2 separate regions of the Homo sapiens genome follow, and region 2 is linked to region 1. Evidence: read pairs that join two places in POLR2A ChIA-PET (ENCODE). Cell type or tissue: GM12878. All regions are shown on one strand. Each heading gives the region's core, and the rest is flanking DNA. Links, peaks and the distances in the headings are about the cores only. Region 1 has its middle 19 kb from the start of PCGF5. Region 2 overlaps XLOC_008559 (a long non-coding RNA gene).

Evidence for each region. ChIA-PET counts read pairs that join two places held together with the same protein. Peaks named below come from ENCODE experiments on the same cell type or tissue, not always from the same donor. Only the 100,000 strongest peaks of a DNase experiment are listed, where the experiment ranks them.
Region 2: POLR2A ChIA-PET joins it to region 1 with 10 read pairs; 2 of 35 experiments call an interaction of 5 or more read pairs at or near these places.

What each region holds. Positions count from the first base shown.
Region 1 is chr10:91,199,168-91,203,565 of GRCh38, forward strand. It overlaps a transcript of PCGF5 not described here. Among named protein-coding and RNA genes, the nearest start is that of PCGF5, 19 kb to the right of the region's middle. In GM12878, for the core only: no CTCF peak of the experiment used is centred there; a DNase peak (open chromatin) is centred at 2,414; H3K4me3 peaks cover 1,437 bases; H3K27ac peaks cover 3,614 bases.
Region 2 is chr10:90,978,413-90,982,810 of GRCh38, forward strand. All of the region lies in intron 3 of XLOC_008559 (a long non-coding RNA gene), which reads left to right. It overlaps LOC107984252 (a long non-coding RNA gene), which reads left to right. Exons shown (of 3, transcript XR_001747547.2): 2 at 2,163-2,431; 3 at 2,808-2,864. Among named protein-coding and RNA genes, the nearest start is that of XLOC_008559, 33 kb to the left of the region's middle. In GM12878, for the core only: no CTCF peak of the experiment used is centred there; no DNase peak of the experiment used is centred there.

The sequences.
Region 1 (4,398 bases), core at 275-4,274:
AGTTCCAGAGTCTGTGAATTTTATGACATAATAAACAAGTAGAAAATGTACTTGTCACAGGTTGGGTTCCCTGGGAAGCTGACTCCCAGGTGTAGTTTTGTATCCAGGATGTTTATTAGGGAATGCCCTTTGAAGGGTGGGAAGGCAGCAAGGGGGGCAGAAAAGGAGTTGAGCTGTAGAGCCAGCATGGCAGGAGCTCTGGAACTAGAATGACTCCTCTGAGTTGTCTTGACTTGGGCCAAGATGGCCAGGCCTTTATACTCCAGCATCCCTCAGTCCTTGCATCCTTGGGAAAGTGACCTTGGGCAAGGAGGATCTTTGCAGCTGAGGACATGCCTGCAAGAGGCCAACAACATCCCCATCAAGTGCAGCCCAAAGGCTTCTCTGAAGAGGGATCTGATCTCTGCTTCCCAGCATCTTCCACATTAATGTACGTGAAATTCAGCCACGGCTCCAAAATATGATGCAGTATTTTAGTTAAGAAGTAACATTCAAGGCTAGTTTTAGTTTAATACTGAAATTTGATTGAGTTCATTGAAATCCTAGGATGTTAGAGTCCAAAGAGGCCATAAAAATCCTTTATGCAACCCTCTTGTTTGACAGATAGGGAAGTGGAGTAAATAAACAAAGGAGAATAAATTTTAGTGTGGTTTCCCCAGAAACAGACCCCAAGACAAGAATTTGAGAGTAAGTGGTTTAGTTGAGAGGTTCTCCCAAGAAATATCAACAGGAAAGTAGAGAAGTGGGACAGGGAGGAAAAAGAAAGCAATAAAGGGTATAGTTTCAAGAGAATTACTGCTGTGGGCAACTGGAGCTCAATCCGTTTAAGGAACTCTAGGAACTAGTCTACACGCTTCAGGCTATCCTACCCAAAGGACAGGGAAATTGGGTTACTTGCCCATCAACTATCCATCCTCCTTGACTGAGGGCTGTTTCCTGGAGATGCTAACTTCCCTGCATTTTTGCCTCACTGTGGGAGAGGGCCCAGCCTGCTCCCAGAGCCAGAATAAAAGCCACAGGTGTTCAAGAAGGCTGCCTTCAGCATGTAGAGATGAGCGTGGAGGAGATAAGAGGGAGGAGGAGACAGTGACAGTGTCTGCTATAGGGGATTGCCTGAAACTGAACCAGAACTCTGGTATCCTGACTACTGACCAGGGTTCTTTATGCTGATTATTAATATCTTCCTACTCGGTGCCCAAAATTGTTCAACTAATCTAGTTAAGAGAGAGTGAGGGTATAGAAAGAACAGGGGATGTAGCCCCTTTCTGGGAAGTGCGCATATATGTTTGAAAGAAGAAGAGAAGATTTTATAAGCATTAATATCAACAGGTATGGATGAGATTGCATTGAAAGCTGTGCATTGCATTTGTCATTGTTGAGGTGCTGCTATAAGGGACTGTGCCAGAAGGGAAGGTGCTGTTTGTTTTGTTTTGTTTTTAAGATATTGAGTCTTGAACACAGTCTCAGTGGGAGATTTGAACATAATTGGCAGAGGCTGAGAGGCAGGATTGTGTACTGGTGAAGAGTTGGGGGCCTTTCTAGTGGGCAATCTAGTTTATCCTATATTCATCACTTTGTGGTCATTGGACAGTGGGCAAATTAAGCTTTGGTTTCTTCCTGTATACGGTGGGGCCAATTATAGAACCCAATTCATAAGGGTGTTGAGAGCATTCAATGAAGTAATTGATGTAAAAATATTAACCTAGAGCTTGCTGTGTAGGAGGTTGATAACATTAGCTGTGTTCGTGATTACTGTTGACAGAGGGAAGTGGAAAGGGGGAGGGTCAGGTGGGAGAATGGTCAGAGCTTGGGCAAGCACAAGATTCAAGAGGCAAATGGAAAAATAGTGTGAAGTGGAACTCCTGAGACACCAGGGAGGTGATGGGGAAAGTTTTATAAAAGTGAGAAGAGCTGCCCACTTAGACCACATTTTCATGGGAGCTGTCTTAGTTTGTTTTCTGTTGCTACAGCTGAATACCTGAGACTGGGCAATTTATAAAGGAAAGAAATGTATTGCTTACGTATCTGGAGGCTGGGACATCCAAGGGTGAGGTATCTGGTGAGGGCCTTCTTGCCGGTGGAGACCCTCTGCAACCTTCTGAGCTGGGCATCACATGGTGAGGGGCTGAGTGTGTCAGCTCAGGTCTCTCTTCATGTAAAGCCACTAGTCCTATCATGGTCCCCCCAGTGACATTACTAATCTTAATTACCTCCCAAAGCCCCACCTCTAAATGCCATCAACGTATGAATTTGAAGATTAAGTTATCAGCACATGAAATTTGGGGAACTCATTCAAATCATAAACAGGAGCTTAGGTCCCATCAAAGTGAAAGCTTACCAGGAAGCCCAATGTGTAAAAAAAATACGTAAACAGAGTTATGTGTTTGAAGGTGGAGTGGAGAACTATCTTCTCCCCTCCTCCCTCCACCCACAGCCCCTGAGGGAATTCTGAGAAACCCCAAGGCAGCAAGAACAAAAACAATGTCTGCAGAAAGATTTTTTAACACTACTGTAACACCTCATTTGTTCTGTATTGAGTTCATTTTCCAGAAAACCTTTTTTTTTTTTTTTTAAGAAACCCATCTTGGATGAAATTTTGTTTAAGTGTGTTACTTTTTTGCCTTCTTAACAAGGCTGAATGAAAACCTTTTAATCTGTTCTTGATGACTTTTGATCATAGTGATGAACATTTAGTTAAGGTTCTGTGCTTTAATGTGGTGATTTCCAACCTCAGAGTTTCTGAAGTGTTAGGACTGTTTACTGGCACTATGCTTTTGAAATTGTTAGAAGAAGCAGGGTGGCATCAAGGGAGGGTCCTGGACTTGGGAGCTACACTGTCCAGGATTATATCCAAGCCTTGCATTTTATTAGCATTGTGACCAGGTGTAACCACTGTTTGCCTCAATTTCTTCTTTCCCAAATTGAGAAGAATAATTGTACTCACCCCCTAGGATTATTGTGAGAAATAAATAAGTTTTTATATGTTCACTGCTTAGAACCATGCCTTCGTATAAAATGTGCTGTATAAGTGCTATGATGATGATGGTCGATGTATCTGTTTTTATGGTTCTTCTGTCTTTTTTGATGTAGTATGGTGGTTAAGCCTATAGACTCTGAAGCAAAATAACCTGGATTTGAATCCACCACCGTTGTGATCTGATTGTTTTAAGCTGATTAATTTTTGTGAACCTAATGATTTCAGTAAAACCCACCATTGTGACCTTGAGAGAGTTAATTTAATTCCCTGTGATTCAGTTTATTCTTCTGAAAAATGAGGCAAATAATACAAAGTAGTTAACAGGATTGTTGTGAGGATTAAATAGGATAAATTTGTAAGCTCTTAGCACAGTATTTGGCACATAGTGAGTAGTCATTGCATAGTAGTCATCGTTACTGTTAATTATTAAGAGTCTAAATGAGGGATACTGTAATATAATATACAGCCAGAAGTTGTTACTATATTTGACTCCTTAGAAGCCTTGAAAACTTCCTTCTTGTACTTAATTGGTTTCAGTAAATAGAGGTTATTAACTAATTATTGATCTTAAATAGTAAGTTATTTTCAATGTGCTTCTTAATGTTGGGGCAAGGGGTAGTTAGGCGAAAAGATTGGCCATTTATGCTATATAATATGCTTACTATCAAACTGTGACTCAACTTTTAGATGTATTTATGTTGAAGGAGTTAGATCATTCTTTGCTTAAAAGGTTGACATGATTAATGTTCAGATGAGGGGATATTTTCAAAGGAAGAAAAACAGTAAAGAAATGTGTTTGTGAAAATGACTAAAAACAATACAGGGTAAGCAGCAAATTTTCTGATGCAGAATACAGGCCAAACATGATTTAAAAAAGCAAGAAAGCAAACAAACAAAAATGGTGACTTTGCAGCCTTGATGGAGGTAGGGGCAGGGGAAGTGTTCAGCCACAATCTACCAGCAAACCCCTTGGTACTAAGCATTTTAAGGGCTAATTTAGGTCTCTAGAGCATGCCACTATCAAGACTAACCCATTCAGCAGGGCTTTGTATAGCCAAGGTTTTGTTGCATATTAAAATGTTTAGGAAAATTATCCAACATTTGGGAATAAGGCACAGGATGATTGCATGTCTTTTTAGCGTTTTCTTGGAGCACTTAAGACACCAGCCAAGGATCATGTAATTCTCTAGGAAAGTGTTCCTTTGTTTAACTTACTTTTTATTAGGATCCAGATTCTATGAAGTTAGATGTTAATTTGTAGATTGATCCCCTGCAAATGACTTCTGTCTGATAAAGAAGATAACCCCAAAGGTTATAGTTTTATTGCCCTATAGGATAGTAACTAGTTTTATTTCTAAATTAGCAATCTTATTTCAGTATTCTGTATTTCATTGACTGTATACACTTCAGTCTTTCCTGTA
Region 2 (4,398 bases), core at 311-4,310, 220 kb before region 1:
GAAACTGCTTAGGGCAAACCTGCCTCCCATTCTATTCAAAGTTATCCCTCTGCTCACTGAGATAAATGCATATCTGATTGCCTCCTTTGGAGAGGCTAATCAGAAACTCAAAAGAATGCAACCATTTGTCTCATATCTACCTATGACCTGGAAACTCGCTCCCTGTTTTGAGTTGTCCCACCTTTCCAGACCAAACCAATGTTCATCTTACATATGCTGATTGATGTCTCATGTCTCTCTAAAATGCATAAAACCAAACTGTGCTCTGACAACTTTGGGCACATGTCAGGACCTCCTGAGGCTGTCACAGGCACGTGTGCTCAACCTTGCTTGGTAAAATAAACTTTCTAAATTAACTGAGACCTGTCTCAAATTTTCTGGGTTCACATTAGCATGACCTGTTCCCCCAGCATTCATGATTGGGAAGCCACTGCCTTTCTCCTGGCCTGCTCAGGAGGCTAGGTCCAACCCTTGGGATTCACTGGGATTGGCTGCCTTCCACCCACAGCTATAATTCATTTCCAAGGAGCTTTGCATCCAGCTCCTTTTCTAGAAGGCTGATGAGTGAGAATCAGTCTTGGACACATTAGGGCTTACCTTTCTGAGCCACCCCAAATGAGCTTCCCACACCTTCTTCCCAAATTGTCCTCACCTTCTCAGATCTGCAGGCCTTCCAGTGCAGAGGGAAGATCTGCCTAAGTAAGTTTACTGGTTAGAGGAGCAGAAAATGTATGTGTCCTGAAGCAAGATGCTGTGAAAGAGAAAACCCAGAAAAGGCTAAACCTCAGTCCTTCTTCCAAATCATCAGCTTAGTCATTCACCTACCCTTGGAGAGGGGAGCAAAGGATAGAGAAGCTGTCAGAAATATTCTAGTTTTTCCTCCTGGGGAGGGAAGCACAAGTTTCTTGTCCTCTATGGAAATGTGCAGCAGCTTTGGATCAAAAATAAACTGGACATGGATGGATGGTGGTGATGGCTTCACAACAGTGTGAATGTAGTAAACACCACCGAACTGTACACTAAAAACTGGTTAAAATAGTACATTTTATGATATTTACTACAATTACCCAATCACTGTAAAAAAGGAACTGGATCTAATCATGCTTTTGATTTTATTTTTGCTTTGTTTTGAATAGTTAATATATTCATATGATTTTAAATGTAAAAAACACAAATGGCCCCTTCATAATCTTTTCCTAGCTAATGCAGTTTCTTCTTCAGAGGCAAACAATAAAAACAGCATTTTCATATTCTTCCAGAGATATTTTACGCATTCTCTAGCAAATACATGTTTTAAAAATTTTTGACACAAATGGTATTGTATGTTACACACTGTTCTGCAATTTGCATTTTAACTTAATGAAATTTCTTGGGGAATGCTCCATATCAGTGTATCAGAGTTCCAGCATTCATAGAGCTATACGTTTTCCTAGAGCACAGATTTCCGTAGTTGGCTTAACCAGTCCCCCTTATGTGCAAATATAGATGTTTTTACTCTTTTGTTGTTCCAAACAGTGAATATCCTCTTATGTGTGTCATTTCTCATATTTATCTACTCATAAGATAAATTCATAGACATGGAATTGTCCAATCTTGGTTTTAATAGTTTTCATTATAGGCCAACTTGACTTTAATGCTGTTGAGTAGACATTTGGAATGCAGTACTAACTGACCAAGACCTCTAATCTAACAAGCTATCCAGAAAACTGATGATGTCTTTCTTACTCACAGATCATTGTTCCAGTTTCATATGTGCACTAAGGTGGGAAAACTGTCAAACAGACCCCAAGAAAATAATGTCCATTTTCAAAAAGCAACTCTTTCTGGCAGAGGTCTGATTAGCCCATAACACATAACTATCTGATTATAAATGAGCTTTCTTAAAATAATTTTTAATATTTTTTCCCACTGTAATTTTTCCATGTTTCTATGTATGCTATACATTTTTGTTTTGTAACAATTAAAGGGCCCTGACAGGTTAGCCAGAGAAAGTAATATTTATTATCTGTATATTAAGATGAGAAAACAAGGAACATAGGCCAAGGGAAGTTTCCACTTGTCCAAAGTCACCCAGCAAGTTAGTGGGAGAGCCTGAACTAAAATGCAGGTCACAACCTAATCCCATGCTCTGTTCACTGATCCATATTTGTCCTTTTTGCCAGTTCTCAAAAGTAAGTGAGCTGTTCCTAAACCTATTGGGTCTAGAAGTGGTCTCAGTTTATGGGCAGCTGACGATGTCTCACTATGAAGAACTTGTCCTGATGGTGTGCAGCTGCTGAAGATGTATAGCAGGGATCTTCCATGGGAGGTCCAAGAAGGCTGATATCTTCCAGGCTTGCCTATAGGTATATGTGGCTCACATGCCAAGATGGGAACAAGTAAGTCTGAGCTTGGAGAACGTTTGATACTGCTAAGCAGAGAAGAACCAGGGGTGAGTGAATTTTGTGCAATGGGGAAGAATTCTTCACATTGTGTGTACCAAAATGCTATGAACTATTAATATAGTCATGCTTTGCATAACGATGTTTCAGCCAACAATAGATCACATATACTATGGTGGTCTCATAAGATTATACTGGAGCTGAAAAATTCCTCTTGTCTAGTGAAGTAGCCGTCATAACGTAGTACACAATGCATTATTCATGTGTTTGTGGTGATGCTGGTGTAAACAAACCTACTGCACTGCCAGTCATATGAAAGTGTAGCACATACAATTATGTACAGTACATAATACTGGATGATGATAATAAACGACTGTGTAACTGATTTATGTATTTACTATGCTATCCTTTTTATTGCAATTTTAGACTGTGCTCCTTCTACTTATAAAGGAATAAAATTAACTGTAAAGCATCCTTGGGCAGGTCCTTCAGGAGGTATTCCGGAAGAGGGCATTGTTATCATAGGAGATGACAGCTCCATCCTGTTACTGCCCCAAAGACCTTCCAGTGGGACAAGATGTGGAGGTAGAAGACAGTGATATTAATGATCCTGACTCTGCGTAGGCCTAGGCTAATGTGTGTGTGTCTTAGTTTTTAAAAAAGTTTAAAAAGTAAAAGACAATTTAAAAATTTTTATTAGAATAAAGCTTACAAAATAAAGATATAAAGAAAGAAAATATTTTTGTTCAGCCATAGAGTGTTTGTGTTTTAAGCTTAGTGTTATTACAAAAGGTTCAAAACTTTCAAAAAATTTAAAAGTTTATAAAGTAAAAAGTTATAGTTGGCTGAGTGCGGTGGCTCACACCTGTAATCCCAGCACTTTGGGAGGCTGAGGCAGGTGGATCGTGAGGTCAGGAGTTCGAGACCAGTCTGGCCAACACGGTGAAACCCCATCTCTACTAAAAATACAAAAATTAGCCAGGTGTGGTGGTGGGTGTCTGTAATCCCCACTACTCAGGAGGCTGAGGCAGGAGAATTGCTTGAACCCGGGAGGCAGAGGTTGCAGTGAGCTGAGATGGTGCCACTGCACTCCAGCCTGGGCGACAGACCAAGACTCTGTCTCAAAAAAAAAAAAAAGTTATAGTTTAATTTTTAAGGTTAATTTATTATTGAAGAAAAATTTTTAATGAGTTTAGTGTAGCCTAGGTGTACACTAGGTGTTTATAGAGTCTACGATAGTGTACAGTCATGTCCTAGGCCTTCACATTCACTCATCACTCACTAACTCACACAGAGCAACTTCTGGTCCTGCAAACTCCATTCGTGTTGAGTGTCCTATGTAGGTGTATTACTTTATATCTTTTGTACTATATTTTTACTGTATTTTTTCTTTGTTTAGAAATGTTTGGATACACAAACACTAGTGTGTTACAATTGCCTACAGTATTCATTCAGTACAGTAACATGCTGTTGCAACCTAGAAGCAATAAGCTACACCATATAGCCTAGGTGTGCAGTAGGCTACACCATCTAGCTTTGTGTAAGTACATTCTTTGAAGCTTGCACGATGACAAAATTGCCTAATGACACATTTCTCAGAACATAACTCCATCATTAAGCTACATAACTTAAACCCCTGCTATGCAATGAAACTCAGGTAGCATATTAAAAAATAGATAACTCAAGCATTGCATACAGAGAAGCCATTCTTGGAACACCAGACAATAAGCATTGCATTAGATCAGAGCAGTTCTGGGCACATCTATGGTCAACAAGAAATATTCTCAAAGTCTGAACTTTGAGCTATAGTAGACAGACAAACTAAGAATTCCTCAAAGTTAGTATTTCCAACCGTGATGTAAGAGTCTATTCTGAGTGTTGTGACAAACTATCTCCAGATCTCGCTAGAGTAACACAATAAAGGTTTGTTTCTCACCCATCACAGTCGGGTATGGCTGTATGAGGGAGGCGTGAGGAAGGATCTGCTCCTCGCCCATCACAGTCGGGTATGGCTGTA